Regions from separate parts of the Mus musculus genome. Here region 2 is linked to region 1. The links are chromatin loops, found by intact Hi-C in ENCODE. Cell type or tissue: heart. All regions are shown on one strand.

What was found. Peaks named below come from ENCODE experiments on the same cell type or tissue, not always from the same donor. Only the 100,000 strongest peaks of a DNase experiment are listed, where the experiment ranks them.
Region 2: a loop joins it to region 1, with 2.4 times the contacts of the local background. A loop is called at or near these places in 6 of 42 quality-filtered maps.

Annotation. Positions count from the first base shown.
Region 1 is chr10:117,221,681-117,229,680 of GRCm38, reverse strand. It overlaps Yeats4 (YEATS domain containing 4), which reads left to right and starts at 5,174. Exons shown (of 7, transcript NM_026570.4): 1 at 5,174-5,422; 2 at 7,388-7,507. The coding sequence starts at 5,372. It overlaps Gm31963 (a long non-coding RNA gene), which reads right to left and starts at 5,195. Exons shown (of 4, transcript XR_872061.2): 1 at 5,114-5,195; 2 at 2,934-3,090. In heart, a CTCF peak has its summit at 4,333 (motif pointing left); DNase peaks (open chromatin) are centred at 5,200 and 5,420; H3K4me3 peaks cover 2,032 bases; H3K27ac peaks cover 1,348 bases.
Region 2 is chr10:117,143,746-117,151,745 of GRCm38, reverse strand. It overlaps Frs2 (fibroblast growth factor receptor substrate 2), which reads left to right and starts at 3,272. Exons shown (of 10, transcript NM_177798.3): 1 at 3,272-3,354. In heart, a CTCF peak has its summit at 7,828 (motif pointing left); DNase peaks (open chromatin) are centred at 1,305, 3,175 and 3,705; H3K4me3 peaks cover 6,349 bases; H3K27ac peaks cover 5,983 bases.

The DNA of each region.
Region 1 (8,000 bases):
AAGGAATCTGTAGCCTTGCTAAAATTCTCAACAAGAAAGTGCTCACATAGCTGGGCATGGTGGCGCACGGCTTTAATCCCAGCACTTGGGAGGCAGAGGCAGGCGGATTTCTGAGTTCAAGGTCAGCCTGGTCTACAGAGTGAGTTCCAGGACAGCCAGAGCTACACACAGAAACCCTGTCTCGAAAAAAAAAAAAAAAAAAAAGAAAGAAAGTGCTCACATGATGGGTGTATTGGACACACAAATGGCCTCACAGGGATGGATACACAGGATAACACACACACAGCAAAGTAAACATTAATTCTGAACAACAACAACAATAAAAACCTGGTGGCCGATGATACGACTCAGCCGGTAAAGGCACTTTTAATCCTGATCGCCTGAGTTTGAGCCCGAGGGCCTACAGGTGGTGAGAAAAAATTGATTGCCACAAGTTTATGTATCAAGAGACACAAATCTGTCTTAGCCAGTTAAGAGTGACCATACCACCGCGTGGTGGTGGCGCATACATACCTGCCTCTGATCCCAGCACTTGGGAGGCAGAGGTCAGCCTGGTCTACAGAGCGAGTTCCAGAATAGCAAGAGCTACTAGGAGGCTGAAGTAGGAATACAGCTGAGGGCCTAAGGCCAGCCTGGGACTGTGTGCCCACAACACAGTCTGTCTCACAAACAAACCAAACAAATACATTTAAGTGAATAAATAAGTCCGCTAGATAAGCAGACCAGTAGGGGCTGACGCGACCGCCACTGCAGTGTTCTCTAATTTACCGATGAGCTCTGTTATACCCTAGCCTGTGCCCATTTCCCTTTCCATGAACTGCTGGGGGGAGCTTGAGGTTAACATCTGGATACACTGCTTGCTGCTTTGGGAGATAAATGTTTTCAGTGGTAGACTTCCTAAGTGAAAAATAAATACTAGGTATGTATTAATTTATAGTCAAGTGAAAAGAGGTGTTTCCATCACATTGGTTAGTAATTCTGGGACACCCCCCCCCCAGTGGTTTCAGGATTTGGGAAACTCTGTACCCTGTATATGCCCAATGCATAAAACCAAGAGAAGCCTTCCTCCACCAGCCACAGACAGAACCTTGGGAAAATCATCTTTTTATCTTTCTTTCTTTCTTTTTTGGTTTTTCGAGACAGGGTTTCTCTGTGTAGTCCTGGCTGTCATGGAACTCACTCTGTTGACCAGGCTGACCTTGAACTCAAGAAATCTGCCTAACTCTGCCTCCCAGGTGCTGGGATTAAAGGCATGTGCCACCACTGCCTGGTTGAAAATCATTTCTTGATGTTATTTTCTCAGCACAACAGAAAAAAGCGAAGTCTAAAGTGAAAAGTGAAATTCCCATGATGCCCTTTTCACTCCGTGCCACCTCCTCCCCTCCCAATCTGCTGCAAGATAGCAATTCAGAAGGCACATTGTGCAGAGAGGATTGTCTGATCCGCGGGGCACAGATCCATGGCATGCTTTCAGGCTTTCAAGGGGGAGCTATTTTCATTACTATTACATAGGCAGACTTTCAAAGACCCAAGTGTCACTCTCAGAACTCAAAATGTTTCTGGCTAGTGAAAAAGAAGAAGTGTTCACTGGGAACCCTTGTTAAGATGATGTCTGCAAACCATCTCCACTGTACAGTGTTTTGTAGTGGAGACACTTAAAAACTATTGCTCTTCAAAAATTTGATCTATGCATTTATTTATGAATGTATTTATTTATTTATTACAGTAGTGTGGACCACACCTTTTATTTTATTCAATTACAAATTGTAACCATGACGATCGTTTGACAGCGCCACATCATCCGGGGTTTGTTCAGTGAGACCCTGGAAACTGCCTTCCCTGGAATTTTTGCTATGAGCGCCTCTTTCTCTGAGCACTTCTTGCATTTCTGGCTGTTTGACTCATCTCGTTCTTTTCCTGCTTTAGATCGGGAATAGCCATTTCTCCAAGGAGTCCTGGTTTCTTATAATAAATAATGATGTTTTAAAAATAAGTTCTTGGGGTGGGGGAGGCTCCGAGGACACACACACACACACACACACCATGGCATGCTCCCCACTCGTACCCCAAGATAAATGGAAAAAAAATACCTGGGACTCAGATGTCATTACTTCCACGCCCTATTGGTGGGGAAACCTAGAGGATACAGACATTTGCACTACACTTATCCCCAAGTCTTTTGAATTGAAAATACATCTATACCAATACCTCCATCACAGAATTCATTCTAATTTTTTTCCTTTTCCATCACTTAAGTTTCTTCTCAATTATCAATGTGCCATAATCGATATCCCAACATGACCCTGCTGTATAATAGATACCCTGCCCTCAGGCTCCTCCGTCTCGGTGGGTAGGGGGCTGCATTTTCCTCCATTACCTATGTCCCTTCTCTGAGGCACTATGCCAGGGATTCTCAACCTGGAGGCCCAATGACCCTTTCACAGGGGTTATATGTCAGATATTCTGCATTTCAAATGTGTTCATATTACTATACATAATGGTAGTAAAATTAGTTATGAAATTGCAACGAAAATAACGTCATGGTTGGGGTCACCACAGCATGAGGGGCTGTTAAGAGGCTGCCACATTAGGAAGGCTGAGAAGCACGGCACTATGCCAAACCTCTGTCCTGAGAGGAAGGAGGGCTCATGGTTGGTTGGTTCACTGTGCATCTTTCCTTTTTGAGAAAGGGTCTCCCTGTGATGCTCAGGCTGGCTAAAACTTTTTATCGTTTAGTTGTTTTGAGCCCACTCCATAACCTAGTCTGGTCTTTGAACTCTCAGCAAACCTCCTGCCTCAGCCTGTTGAGTGTTGAGGATACAGTCCTAGTCCACCATGCCCAGCTTGGCACTTCCTATTTAGCTCAGGCTAGCCCTGAACACTTCTGACCTCTGCCTTTTGAGTGCTGGGGTTATGAGTGGTTACCATCATACCTGGAAGATTTCTTCTCTGTTGTTCCTTTCCACATCCCAGACACCTAGAATAATGAGTGGAACGTGGTAGACTCTCATTACAACACGTTTTTCTTATTCTTCACTCTCCCATGATTCCAGGACAACAGCTTGAAGAAGACTAGGTCATACCTCAGGGCTGTGTAAATGTAGAGCAGAGACCAGCCATAAGAAATGTCACATGGCCTTTCCCGAGGAGGGAAGCAAGAAAAGACCAAAGCATCAACTGGACCAGAGTCCATCTTGGCAAACCGGTGAAACTACTGTGGTTACTCATGAGAGTATGGGTGAGGGGCCCCTCACAGGAACAGGGTTACCTCAAAGGCAACTGCATCACTGAAAAGCCCAGGCCCCAGTGGGTGGTGACTGGACATCCGACAACCCTGAGCTTGCTGGGTGGCTCTCAAGCAGCTCAGTAGGACAGAGTCTCCCCCAGTCAACTCCACAGGATGAGCACAGGCTCTGTCCTAGACTTCTGTCTCCTCCCTTCCCCCAATCATCCCTTCCTGCTTCTTTAACCTTGGGGGGGTGGGGTGGCGGCTCGTGTATCTTGTTAGCTTCAGAACTTCTTGAGCCTGTGAGTTGTTTACTTTCCAAGTCTCAGGAACCTCCTGTCTCCTTCCTGGAGGGAATGTCTCCCTTAGAAGCTCTAAGCTTATATCAGGTGATCAAGGAAGGGGAATGACATTTAGATATCAATTAAGAAACAGAGTTAGGACATACTCAAGAGCTGCCAGGACAACCTCAAAATACGGGATGACTATAGAAACAGCCAAGATTATCAAAAACAGGGGCTGGCAAAAGTAAAGGTACTTGTTATCAAGCCTGATGACTTTAACCAGATCTCTAGGACCCACATTCATTCTCTCTCTCTCTCTTTCTCTCTCTCAATAGATAATACAGTGAAAAAAAATACTTTTATTAAAGATTAGCAAAAATTGGGGGCTTAGTGGTTAAGAGCACTAGCTGCTTTTCCAGAGGACCTGAGTTCAATTCCCAGCAACCACATGGTGGTTCATAACCAATCTGTAGTGGGATCCGCTGACCTCTTCTGGTGTGTCTGAAGACAGCTACAGTGTACTCCCATACATAAAATAAATCTTTTCTTTAAAAATTAGCAAAAATTGATTGACCATGCTGTTAAATTCGCTTCTCGGTCTCCTGATTATTCTCATTGATTAGTGCTGTGCCCAGCCTTCATCAGAGAAGTTTATTGCAATGAGCAGTGGTTAATGCAGAAACCCAAAACTAGCCAAAACGCCCAGGAATAAGAGATGGTGGTGTGCTTAGCACTATTCGGGACAGTTGTACCACTCCTTCCAAGATTGGGGAATATTTCAGGGTATAAAGAGCCAGAGAATGGAGAGACATGTATCAAAAACGACACCTTCTGGCCACAACGTGGCCATTGCACTCATGAACTTACTGCAGCTGCGGTTATCTGCATAGGACCTGCGATTGCATGTTAACATTTCAACATGGATGGCGGGAGGGGTCCAGGGGCCTCACCCTTCCCAGAGGGACTATTGAAAATTCATGACTGTTTGGGAAAGAGATGCCATTTTCTTTAGTAAGGTACCACTGATAAATTACTCTTGCTTCGGTAAAGAATCCCACATCCATAGTAGGACAGGAAACGCCAATTAAAGCCAATAGGTCACGAACTAAGAGGGCATGAAAGTAGGAGGGGGGCTTGTTGGAAAGAAGAGTTCCAACTGGGGAAGGGTATGAGAGAGAAGAATGGTGAGTGAAAATAAGAACATGACCCTCTTAGGCATGGTTTAGGAGGTTTTTACTGTAGATAGGGAGAAAACAGATTCCCGACGAATCTGGAAAAGTCAGACTGAACATGGCCAGCAGAACAGATTGAGCCATGAAGAGCGGGAAGTGGAGTCATTTCTGTAGTGCCATCATGTTGGCCTTGGAAATCGAACTCAGGTCACAAGGCTTGGCAGCATATTCTTTACCAAGCCCACGCCCAGTTATCTGACCTGCCCAATCAGAAGCTTTGATTCCAGAGTCTATCATCTTGAAGTGTGTGGGGTTATCTCAACCCTAAAGCTACAAACGTTCACCATTTTGGTGCTTCCCTACCCTTAACTTCTGCCTAAAATTTATCCCCATCTCTCTTTATCCGCTGCAACAGCTCATCAGGCTCTTACCGGGGAAGGCTGCAGCCTCGCGCGTGCGCACTGTCTGCCTGAGCCCGTTGCGCATGCGCCGCCGCCCTCCCCCGCCCTTCCGCTCGGCTCTCCCAGCTCGGGGCTGAATGGCCGACCCCGACGCGGCGCGTGTGGAGGAGGTGGCTGTCCGGCTCCCCGAGCCCAGGCGACCCGCCCTCCTCCGGCTCGTGAGGGGAGCGGCTACCCCGCCGGCCTGAGCTCTCTCCCTGGCCGCCGCGGCTCCTTCCCGGGGACAATATGTTCAAGAGAATGGCGGAATTTGGACCTGACTCCGGCGGGAGAGTGAAGGTCAGTGCGCAGGCGCGGCGCGCGGGGCGGAAGCTCGGCGCTCATTGGGCCCCGAGTCCTCGTCACCGCCTCCGCACCGCCAAACACAAAGGTGCCGGGGTGGCTAGGGCATCAGTCGCAGACCCTGGATAGGCTCGTCCGTCTTGTCGTTCCCGAAGCCCCGTGCTGATAAAGTCAGCAAAGAGCGCTTAGCTTCGTTCGTGTTTAGTGAAGGTTGCTTAACACTGGACGTTGTGACACTCAGTTCCCTCCCATCTATATGTGTATTATTAATAGGGGTGGAGGTAAGAGAACGACTTGCAGGAGTCGGTTGTCAGGTGTCACCATGTAGGTGTGCTGTCCAGCCTGAGCTGCAGTCGTCTCTTCCCTGTGTGCCATCCCTCCAGCTCGCCACCCCCTCCCACCTTCCTACATCTGCTGGTTACTTTTTTTTTTAATTTTAAAATTTATTTTTATGTATATGAGTACACTGTAGCTGTCTTCAGGCACACCAGAAGAGAGCATCAGATCTCATTACAGATGGTTGTGAGCCACCATGTGGCTGCTGGGAATTGAACTCAGTATCTCTGGAAGAGCAGTCAGTGCTCTTAACCTCTGAGGCAGCCCTGCTGGTTATTTTTTAAGGTACCGGTTCAGGATGCTCTCCCCGTGCCCCTAAAAGGGGCTTCTACTTACAGATCTTATCACAGAAAGGATTTTTTTTTTTCCTTAAAAGAAATCACATCAGTCTACAAAAATTTTAAAATCCTCATCGGTGTCATATTATTTTTATTACCTTAATCATAGTGTCTATATATCCATAGCTGCCTTAACAGTATATGTAAGATGAGAAATCATCGAAAATCCTAAAGCCCTGAAATGCAATAGAAAGAAATACCAGGTAAAAGTCTGTGTTAGTATAAGAGGCTTTGTAGAGCTGTGCATTTGCCCAGGGTTTTAGGTAAGGCTTGGGGATGGTAGGAAGTGATTGCAGAGCAAAAGGTTCATGGGAAAACTCTTCTCTACTTGCACAAGTTAAATCTGGAAGTTTGTAGTTCAGGATAACTTGAGAAAGTTAGGCCTGTAGTCCTCAAATTGAGTTTCCTCCTTAGTAGCTGGGGAAGGGGTGGGGGTGAGGCAGGAACAAGATAGGCCCTTGAGAGGCCCAACCCAAGTGGCCTGTGTGTTCCCACTGTCCCCATCTCCTAGGCCATTCAGCTGTGAGCTGATCAGTATGCTAATCCCTTGGTAAGGTGCTTCTGTAGTCCAGGCGCCTCTCAGCCGCCAGCTGGGGACCAGCAATAAGCCTTTTGGGGGAGGGGGTACTCCATACCCAAACTGTATGTGCATAATAAGGATGACAGCAGAAAATGCTTGCCCTGAAATTCTCTCATAAACCGACCTTGGGTTTTGTGCTGTGCTTTGGTAAACACTGCCAGAGGCTAATCTAAAAGCCTTTCCCAGCCAGCAGAGCCGGTCACAATGGCAACTTGAACTCAGTAGCCTAGCTTTTAGGTTTGTGAAGGCATTTTGTTCTTCTCTAATCAAGTACTCAGGTGCTTTTACATGCAGAGCTCAGCAGGTAAAAGGCTTACCAAGTCTGATGACCTCAGTGCAGGCCTCAGGAAGGTGGAAGGAAGAGAATCTATTCCTTCAAGTCATCTGTGACCTCCTCATGTGCTGCACAGGGCGCCCAGCGTGCACACAAACACCCCAAACAACCCACTTTTCATGTGAGGACTGGGAACCAAACTGTAGCCTTCTGCAAGAGCAGCAAGCTCTTCAACCCCTGAACCATCTCCCCAGCCCCTCTCGTGGGAAGCATTGTGCCAACGTTAGTGAATGTGACGCTGGCTCGAGACGCCTGTTCTAAGTCAGCCCGTACGTGGTTAGACTGCGGCTCCCTAAACCAAGTCGCCGCGGCTCATGGTGTTTATCCAGGTGCTGGTGAAGTATTTACTGATTTTCAGCTTGCTTTTCTTTTAGGGGGTTACCATCGTTAAGCCAATCGTTTATGGCAATGTTGCCAGGTACTTTGGAAAGAAGAGAGAAGAAGACGGGCACACTCACCAGTGGACTGTGTACGTGAAGCCCTACAGAAACGAGGTGGGCATCGCTTTTCCCGGAAGGAGTGTTTGCGGTGCAGTCTGTTTAGTTGACAGTAAACTGAAATTGTGTATAGTAACTTTCCAAGTATGAGGTGGGTCCATTATAGACTCCCACCACTAGCCCCATCAGAAACAATAAAATGAAGCCCCTCATCTTCATGTAATTAATGAATCGGGTTTTCAAAAATGTCGTCTGAATAAAATTAAGATAAGGGGCTGGAGAGGTGACTCGGCAGGTAAACACGTGATACTCTTGCAGAGGACCTGAGTTGGTCCCCAGCACCCACGTACGGCAGCTCACGGGGATCCAGTGCTTCTGGCCTCCCGGGGCAGCCGTACGCACATACCCACACCCACACATGTGTACACACATCTGCACAAACGTGTTCACTTATGAATGCGTACATATGTATGGGCGGTCTTTATCAAGGGTGGGGGAGGAGGAAGTTGGTGCCTGCAGGCAATGTGAACAAAAAGTCCTGAGAGAAAGG
Region 2 (8,000 bases), 78 kb after region 1:
CTATATGAATCGGGAAGAAACAACAAAAACTCCAAAGCCCAGGCTTACAAATGTGAGCAGTGTGTGTCTAAACGCACAATACTATACTTTTTTTAAAAACTGTTTTTCTTCAAAGAGCTGAAAGCACTTTTATTCCCTCATTTCTTCTGACATTCTAGTGTGGGCAGGGCAGATTTATGATAGCATTATTTATAGATGGGAGAAATTGAAAATAAAGATTAAATCGCTTACTCAACGCTGCGTGGCTGGGGTGGTGGAGCCGCTGGAATCTCCTTCTGCAGGCTCCAGCCACAAAGTGGGACGCGCAAGAGCTTTGGAATTAGAGGGATCTTTGAGCAATGCTGTTTCTACCCCGAACAAGAATGTGGCCTTAAGTCAATTACTTCACCTAGGCCTCGGCTATTCTCATTTGTAAAAGTAAGACCATAAAACCTCACAGCACATCGAAGATTAATTCAGAAAACGCATGTAAAGCCTCCAACACGGAGCAGGTTTCAAGGAAGATTTGTTTCCCCACCCCCACCCCCACCCCCACCCCCACCTCAGAATCATCTGGTTCAGTTTCAGTAAAAAAAAAAAAAAAAAAAAAATCCCCCATTAAAACTCACTTTCCCCATTTTTATCTCCCGTGAAAAGAAAAAAGATAAATAAAAATGTTCCAAAATGTCGTTTAGTTAGGCAGGAAGCCTCTCTCTCTCTCTCTCTCTCTCTCTCTCTCTCTCTCTCTCTCTCTTTCTGACTAGGCGTGTGTAACTCAGTGACATTTGCTTCCAATGGCCTTAGAGACAGATTTGAATCCGCAGCACTACAAAACAACACTCCTCTCCTCCCAACAAGAACAACAATCCCGGGTTGCCGAAGGTCCTGAGTTCAAATCCCAGCAACCACATGGTGACTCACAACTACCCGTAATGAGATGGGACGCCTTCTTCTGGTGTGTCTGGAGCGAGCAGGGACTGAGTGAGCAGAGTTGACCGGAATAAGTAGAGGTCCTAAAATTCAATTCCCAACAACCACATGAAGGCTCACAACCATCTGTACAGCTACAGTGTACTCACATACAATAAATAAATAAATCTTAAAAAAAAAAGAACAACAATCCCATGCTGTAGATTTACCACAATTAAGAAAAGAATATGCAAAAGATAGGCTACTAGAATGCTGTAGTTCTTTAACTGGACGTCTTATCAGATGCGAGGTGGGGGCGGGGAGGTTGCGGAGGAGGGGCTCTTAAAACTAGGGTTGTTCTGTCTAATCTTTGGAGTTACAGCTTTACAAGGTCTGGGCGGGGCCTGGCAATTTGCATCTTTAATACATTCCCAGGTGATGTGGAGCTGCCAGGCTGGCCGGGGACACACCTCGAGAAGCCCTACCCTGGGTGAGTGAAAGGGTTGGGGATGGAGCCCAGCAATTTGTTTAACAAGCCCTCCCGGTGATTGCGAGGCATTTTCAAGCCTGAGACCTGCTGGCAGCGTGGTGAAAAGCACCTGAGAACACAGCTTCACTTTTAAATCCAGGCTTCACCACTTACCAGTTACGTGACAGGCTGTGATTGAGGGTTCCCCTCACTAGGTCTCTGGGCTCTGTGTGTGTGTGTGTGTGTGTGTGTGTGTGTGTGTGTGTGTGTGCGCGCGCGCCCCCGCACGCGCGTGTGCTGCCCTTGGCGCGCACTCGTGCTCGTGTCTGGGATTGGGGGGTGGAGATGGTAAACAGCTAGAGACAGCCTAAGTTTTGTCTGTGCAGGGTCTTTTTTTTTTTTTTTTCTTCTTCTTCTTCAGTCTACTAGGAGGCATGAAAGGCTGCTTGAACTTGAGAATTCTGGAAGTGTTTACAAACACTTCTGCAATTACATAAAGCACAAGGCAGTACTTTATATACAGCAATAGTGATGGCATTGTTTGCATCTTAAATTTGTAATAAGGGGTTTTCTTTTACTCTGCCTTTCTCAAAGCAGATTGTCTTAACACTTGTCCCTGCAGTATTTAACAGACACTATGCATGCTAAGAAACTCTTTTCTTTTTTGCTCTTCCTTTTTTCCTCCTCCTCTCCTTCTTTTTGGACAAGAGTCTTGCTTCATAGTCCTGGCCACCTTTGTCTGGAAACTCACTGTAAAGCTTAGGCTGGCTAGAAACTCTCCGGACTCTCCCTGCCTCAGCCTTTTTAGACTGCTGGAAACAAAATAGCTTGTCAGGTTTGAGCCCTTTTCTTCCATGTGGGGCTTTGCTTCATACTGAAAACCTGCCTTTAATATTTGATGTTTCTTGATTTTGTGACAGAGCAAATCTTTTAAGATCGTCTCACTTCTTTGCCTGACACTGACTCTGTAGGCTCTCATACTGTCTGTCTTTGGTAAGTTTCAAAAGTGCCCAGGTCTTCTCTATTGCTAGTTACTGGTTAGGTATAAGAATTGTGCGGACGTACTCAGTCCTGGGTACTTTGAAATGCTTACTATTGCGTTATGCATTATATTATTTTTAACGTCTACAATCCAGAGATGAACACGACACACACACACACCAGGGTGAAATGTAAAGAAACAGGATCCTGGCACTAAGATTGCATAGCCCATCATCTCAGCCTTTGTTTAAAGTGCAAAGGATGACCCATATAGGGAAATAATTTGGCTCCCGTCTTTGAATAATTTGAAAAGTCTTGTTTGGGGCAAATGAGAGTTCTACGCATACCACAAATTAAAGTAAAACCAAGAGCCAGCATATGTGGTAAAGTCCGATACTTTGGCCGATTTCCTTCTCTGTAAGACACAGAGAATAAAAGCACCAATTTCCAGGAGTTTGAAGGTTATTAAATGAGTTAACGCCACCGAATCGCGTAATAAATGCCCTGTCTACCACGCCGTAAGCCTTCCTTCGATAAATGTCAACTGCATTTTCACGCGGGACAGAAGCGAGAAAGGATAACACCGCCGGCCGGTCGGCAAGCCGGTGAATGCTCCGGGCTCGGCGAAATTAGATTCTCCGGGCCCCTGTAGAATTAAGTAGAAGGGAGCGATCCTAACAGGCGTTAAAATAAGGGGTGCCAGCGGTAGCTCGGGGCCCGCGGGACCACAGGGGTTAGCAAGGAGCCCGGGGGCGGGGCTCGGGGGCGGGTCCGCTGGCGCCCGGAGCAGAGGCCACGCCCCTCCCGGGAGGGCTGGCAGCTCCAGCCTGGGAGCAGTTCCGGTGCCAAACCCCTGCCCTCCCCCGCTCCCCCGGAAGTGCTTGTCTAGGGTTCGGGCTGGAGAGAGGCCTTGTAGACACAGGCGCCGAGGCTCCGAGCAGGGGGTCAGGTCGCGGGGAGAGTGAGGAGCTCCGCGGCTGCCACCCCGCGCCCCTCGCAGCGCCTTCGCGCCGACGGTGAGTAGCCGGGGACGCCGAGCGGGGCCTGCGCTGGGCGAGCGAGCCTCGGACCCGGCTGTCCGCTGCAGGTTCAGCCGTCGGGGATCCGGGGAAGGGGTTCGTCGGCCGCCGCGGAGCGCGCGCGGCCCGCGGGCCGGGAAGGGGCGCGATGCGGGGCCGCGGAGTGGGCGGGGCGCAGCCGGAGCGGGGTTCCCGGAGCCGCGGCCGCCCGCAGAGGGGGGACTCCGTAGCGGGGCCCGGCCGTCGGCGCTGCGACCCCCTCTCTGCATCGGGCAAGTGGGCTCGGTGCCTCCGCTGTGGGGTCTGTGCACTCGGACGCTGGGGACCGGGACAGCCAGACTGCACTGGACATCAGTGTCCAACTTTCGTCGCCTCTTGGATCTGTCCCCTCTTCCCGTCTCAGTAATTATCCTGTGTCCCAGGGGTGTAGTCAGTCCGAGGGTGGGGCGCTCCCTGTGTGGATGCTGGCGATCTCTTGCGGGGCTTGCGTCGGGGTCGCCGGAGGTTCGATTTGGACTCGGCTCGAAACTTAACTGGGTCTGGATGCCTGCGTAGGGTCGGTCAGTGAGGCAGTACCATTCCTCGAAGGGTCTTTGCTCCCTTGCAAACTGAAACTGTTGGGAGTTACTTCTTAAAAACAAAGATTTGAGGAGATTCGTAGATTCAGAGGAGTTTCCCCGTGTTCTTGCTGACGTTAAAAAAAAAAAAAAAACCATGCTATTCTGTAATCAGCCTTCCGAATTCCTGCGCTCATCCGAAGTCACAGTTGTTAAGACTTCAGTCGGGACCTTGCACAAGTTGACTGCAAAAGGCTGGAGAATTGTATCCTTTTTTTTCACCCCAGTTTGTTTACTTTCATACTTGGAACTGTCATTTCTTGAGCTAATTATATATATGTGTATATATGTGTGTATATACACACACACACACACATATACACACACACATATATATACACACACATATGTATGTATATTATATGTATATATATATATATATATATATATATATATATATATATAATTTCCCTCAGTTTCTCCTCGGAGGTTCTTCGTGTAGTCCAGTTGTGGGAACGCGGGGTGGGGGTGTTCCCACAGCGGGACAGAGGTGTTTGTTGATTTAAGCATATGAAGTGTTTAACTCCAATAAACTGAGACTTTCCTAGAGAAGAAAATCTTGTAGGCACTGTTAGTAAACTGAGTTTAGGTGATAAACTACGGATAAAAGGTTTGTAGGAAATAATGGAGCTATTTTCCGCTTTTATTGAGTTTTAAATTATTATCAGATAGTTTATTTGTTGCAAATGACCTTGTGGTGGTGTCAATATACACAAGTCATCTTCATGAAACCAGTGACATTATCTGCCCTTATTATGCTTACGTTAGGATTTATACTGTTTCTCTCTCTCTCTCTCTCTCTCTCTCTCTCTCTCTCTCTCTCTCTCTCGTACTTTCTCTTTCGACTACTGGAAGGGAAGATATCATGAATGAGGGGAATGATTTGAAGTGACGAGTTGCATATACTGTCTTATGCAAAAGAAAAGTTTATTTCATTAAAAAACAAATTCTCTGTGTGTGTAATGCCAGAGGTGAACCTAGACTACCCAGCACCATGATCATGATGATCCTTTTGAGACAGGGTCTCCTGAGCCTGGAGCTTGTACTTCCGGCTGGGCTGCTTGGCCAGCAAGCCCCAGGGACCGTCCTGTGTTTGCCCCATGTCCCCAGTCCAGGTCTACTGGTTATCGGCACATGGCCCAGCATCTAGTTTATAATGGAGGTGCTGTCGGTGCCAGTTCAGGTTCTCTCACTTTCTCAGTCAGCAAGCACTCGACGTGGGAGCAGTCTCCCCAGCCCCTCAAATCTCTGTCAAGGTTGTTGATAATAAACAAAGGGGGTGTTTTTCTAGCCCGTGGGAAAGTGTGAGTGAAGATAAGTTGTAGTGTTTAGACTCGGAATGATGCGGTAGCCCCTTAGTGTTTGAAGAACTCAGTTGTTCAGAGCCCAAGATTGGGATGTTGAATTAAAGTCTGGAAAATGAGTCAAGTTAGGTTTGATTATGTATTTGTTCTCTGGTTATAGTGTGTTTTGAAGGGAAAAAAGTATGGGAGTTATAAAAGCAAAAAAAGGGAATTGGTAAAAATCAAATACTTTCGGGCATTATAACTTTTAACTATTGCTCAAGTCAATTCAAATGACATTGAGCATTTTCTATGCGTCAGACTCTTTAGTGAACCATGTAGGGAAAACAAAGCCAAAGCCATTAGAACTTGGGATTCATGTTTTGATAATTTTCCAAGTGTGTTGAAATTGTGAAGACTTGAATTGCACTGTCTAGGAATGCTAAACCTCCCCTGGATTGGGACTTAATGGGAGGGGGGGGGGCTGTTGAGTGCTTCACGAAGAACCGGTGCTAGGCATGCTGCCTCACCAAGAGGAAGCTGGGCTGTGGAATGTGAACCTAGTGGGATGTAAGATACTTGTACAAAAGTTTACAGTATAAGTAAGTATCTGTCTGAATGTGGTGTCATGCTTGCAGTGGCAAAGGAGTGGCAAGGTGACCCTGTTCACAACAAAAGACTCTGAAAGCAAAAAGTGTGTGTAAATCCTTAACCACATAGATGGGCTTATCTGAAGTTTGCACTTGTACAAAAGTGAAGTGTTTGTTATAACTTAGGTCACGTGTCACAGTTGAGACGGGAACACTTACGGGTGTGGGCCAATACTGTTAGTTACTGGGTGCTGAGTTCTGTTATGGTTGTGTTTTCTCAACAACATAGAAGCTTCTTTCTTTTAGACAGGGGTCTCCCTGTGTAGGCATCTCTCAGAATAGTCAGGATACCGCCGTGTCACACGTGTCCAGTCATTCCCCTTAAGACTTATGTGGCTAGCAGAACTGTCTATTTGAAGCCAGATCTATCTGCCTTGTCAGAAGCTGGTAGTTCTACTTCATGGTGTTGCTTCCCAATGAGCTTCTTTTTATTTAATGTAGTTTCTGAGACAGGGCCTCCTATCTCTCAAGACTTTGGATCTGCAGTCTCGACCTCCTTCCTCTGCTTGGGATTACAGACATGTCCCACCATACCCTGCTCTTAAACTGGCAATCTTAAGTTGACTGAGAGTTAAAGTCTTCTGAAACAAAGATTCGGGAGGTAGGATTCCTGGATAAAGAAGGCCTTTCAGATTAAGAGAACGACAGTTTTGGAGATGAGAAGGGTTCATGATGTGGAAAAATGTTAGTGTCCCAGATGACCTGGATGGTTTATTTTGGAATTAGAGATGAAGTTTGCAATTTAAGTCAAGGCTGGATTGTGGAGCTTGCTTAGAGGCTATATTTAGAAGCTCAACATTTTGAAGAAAACAAGAAGTGTGTACCTTGCAATAGTTTAGTGTGCAGAATGATTTATTATGGCAAGCTATTAATATACGACTGTGCATACTGTGAGTGGTGCTGGTGGAGCGAGAACGAGGGCCCAGCAGGCCAGGAGGAGAGCTGTAGAGGAGGCAGGGTGGAAAGCTACATTTTCTAACTGTGGCTGTTGACAGTTGGACCGTTAACTAGGAATGTGAGCAAGGAGTTGCATAATTAGGTTTCATTTTTTCAAAGATACGGTAGCCTTAAATCCACAGCTCTGCCCTGACCTGCAGAGAAACTGTGGTTACCAATGTATGCTGTCAGGCCAGGCGTGCTGAGGGTTTTTTAAGTTATTATTATTAAATATACTTACACACAGGAACTATTTAGAAGCTTTGCCAATGTAGGTTTTCAGTTCGAGAGAGAGGTCAGCGCTATTTTATATATATAGAAAATACAAATAGATTATTCAGATAGATATGCTAGTTGAATCTGTGTGAGGAGATGAAAGTGCCAAGGGAGTGTGTAGAGGGAAAAGAAAATCACAACAGCAGCTGCAGAGCCAAGCCTGCATTTAAAAGCATGTGCTTATAACGAAAGAGACAGTAAGTAGACTGTAGTGTACAGTGGGTAAGGAGTTTGGTAATCTGGGTTGTTTCCTTAAACTATAAATTCAGATGGTGGAGAAAGAAATCTGTTCATTAAAATTCCTGTCAAGGAGCTGTTGAGATGACTCAGCACTAAAGGTGCTGTCGCCATGTCTCATGACCCAAAGTTCTATCCCTGCCACCCCCATGGTAGAACACCAGCTTTGCAAGGTGTTCTCTGACCTCCACATGCAGGCCACTGTGACTCACCCTCTTATCGAAGACACACACACACACACACACACACACACACACACACACACACTGTCTCTCGCTGTGTGTAAACAAACAAACAAACAAACAAACAAACATCTGTCTAGTTAAAAAGAATCCAATGGGGTTTGGAGAGATGGCGCAGAGGTAAAGAGCACTGACTGCTCTTCCAAAGGTCCTGAGGTCAATTCTCGGCAACCACATGGTGGCTCACAACCATCTATAATGGGATCTGGTGCCCTCTTCTGGTGTGTCTGAAGACAGCTACAGTGCACTCATATAAATTAAATAAATAAATCTTAAAACAACAACAACAAAAACAAAAAATCACCAATGTGCTGTGGTCATGCATACCTTTAATTTTAGCACTCAGGAAGCAGAGGCAGGCAGATCTTTGTGAATCCCTGTCTCAAAAACAACAATAACAGA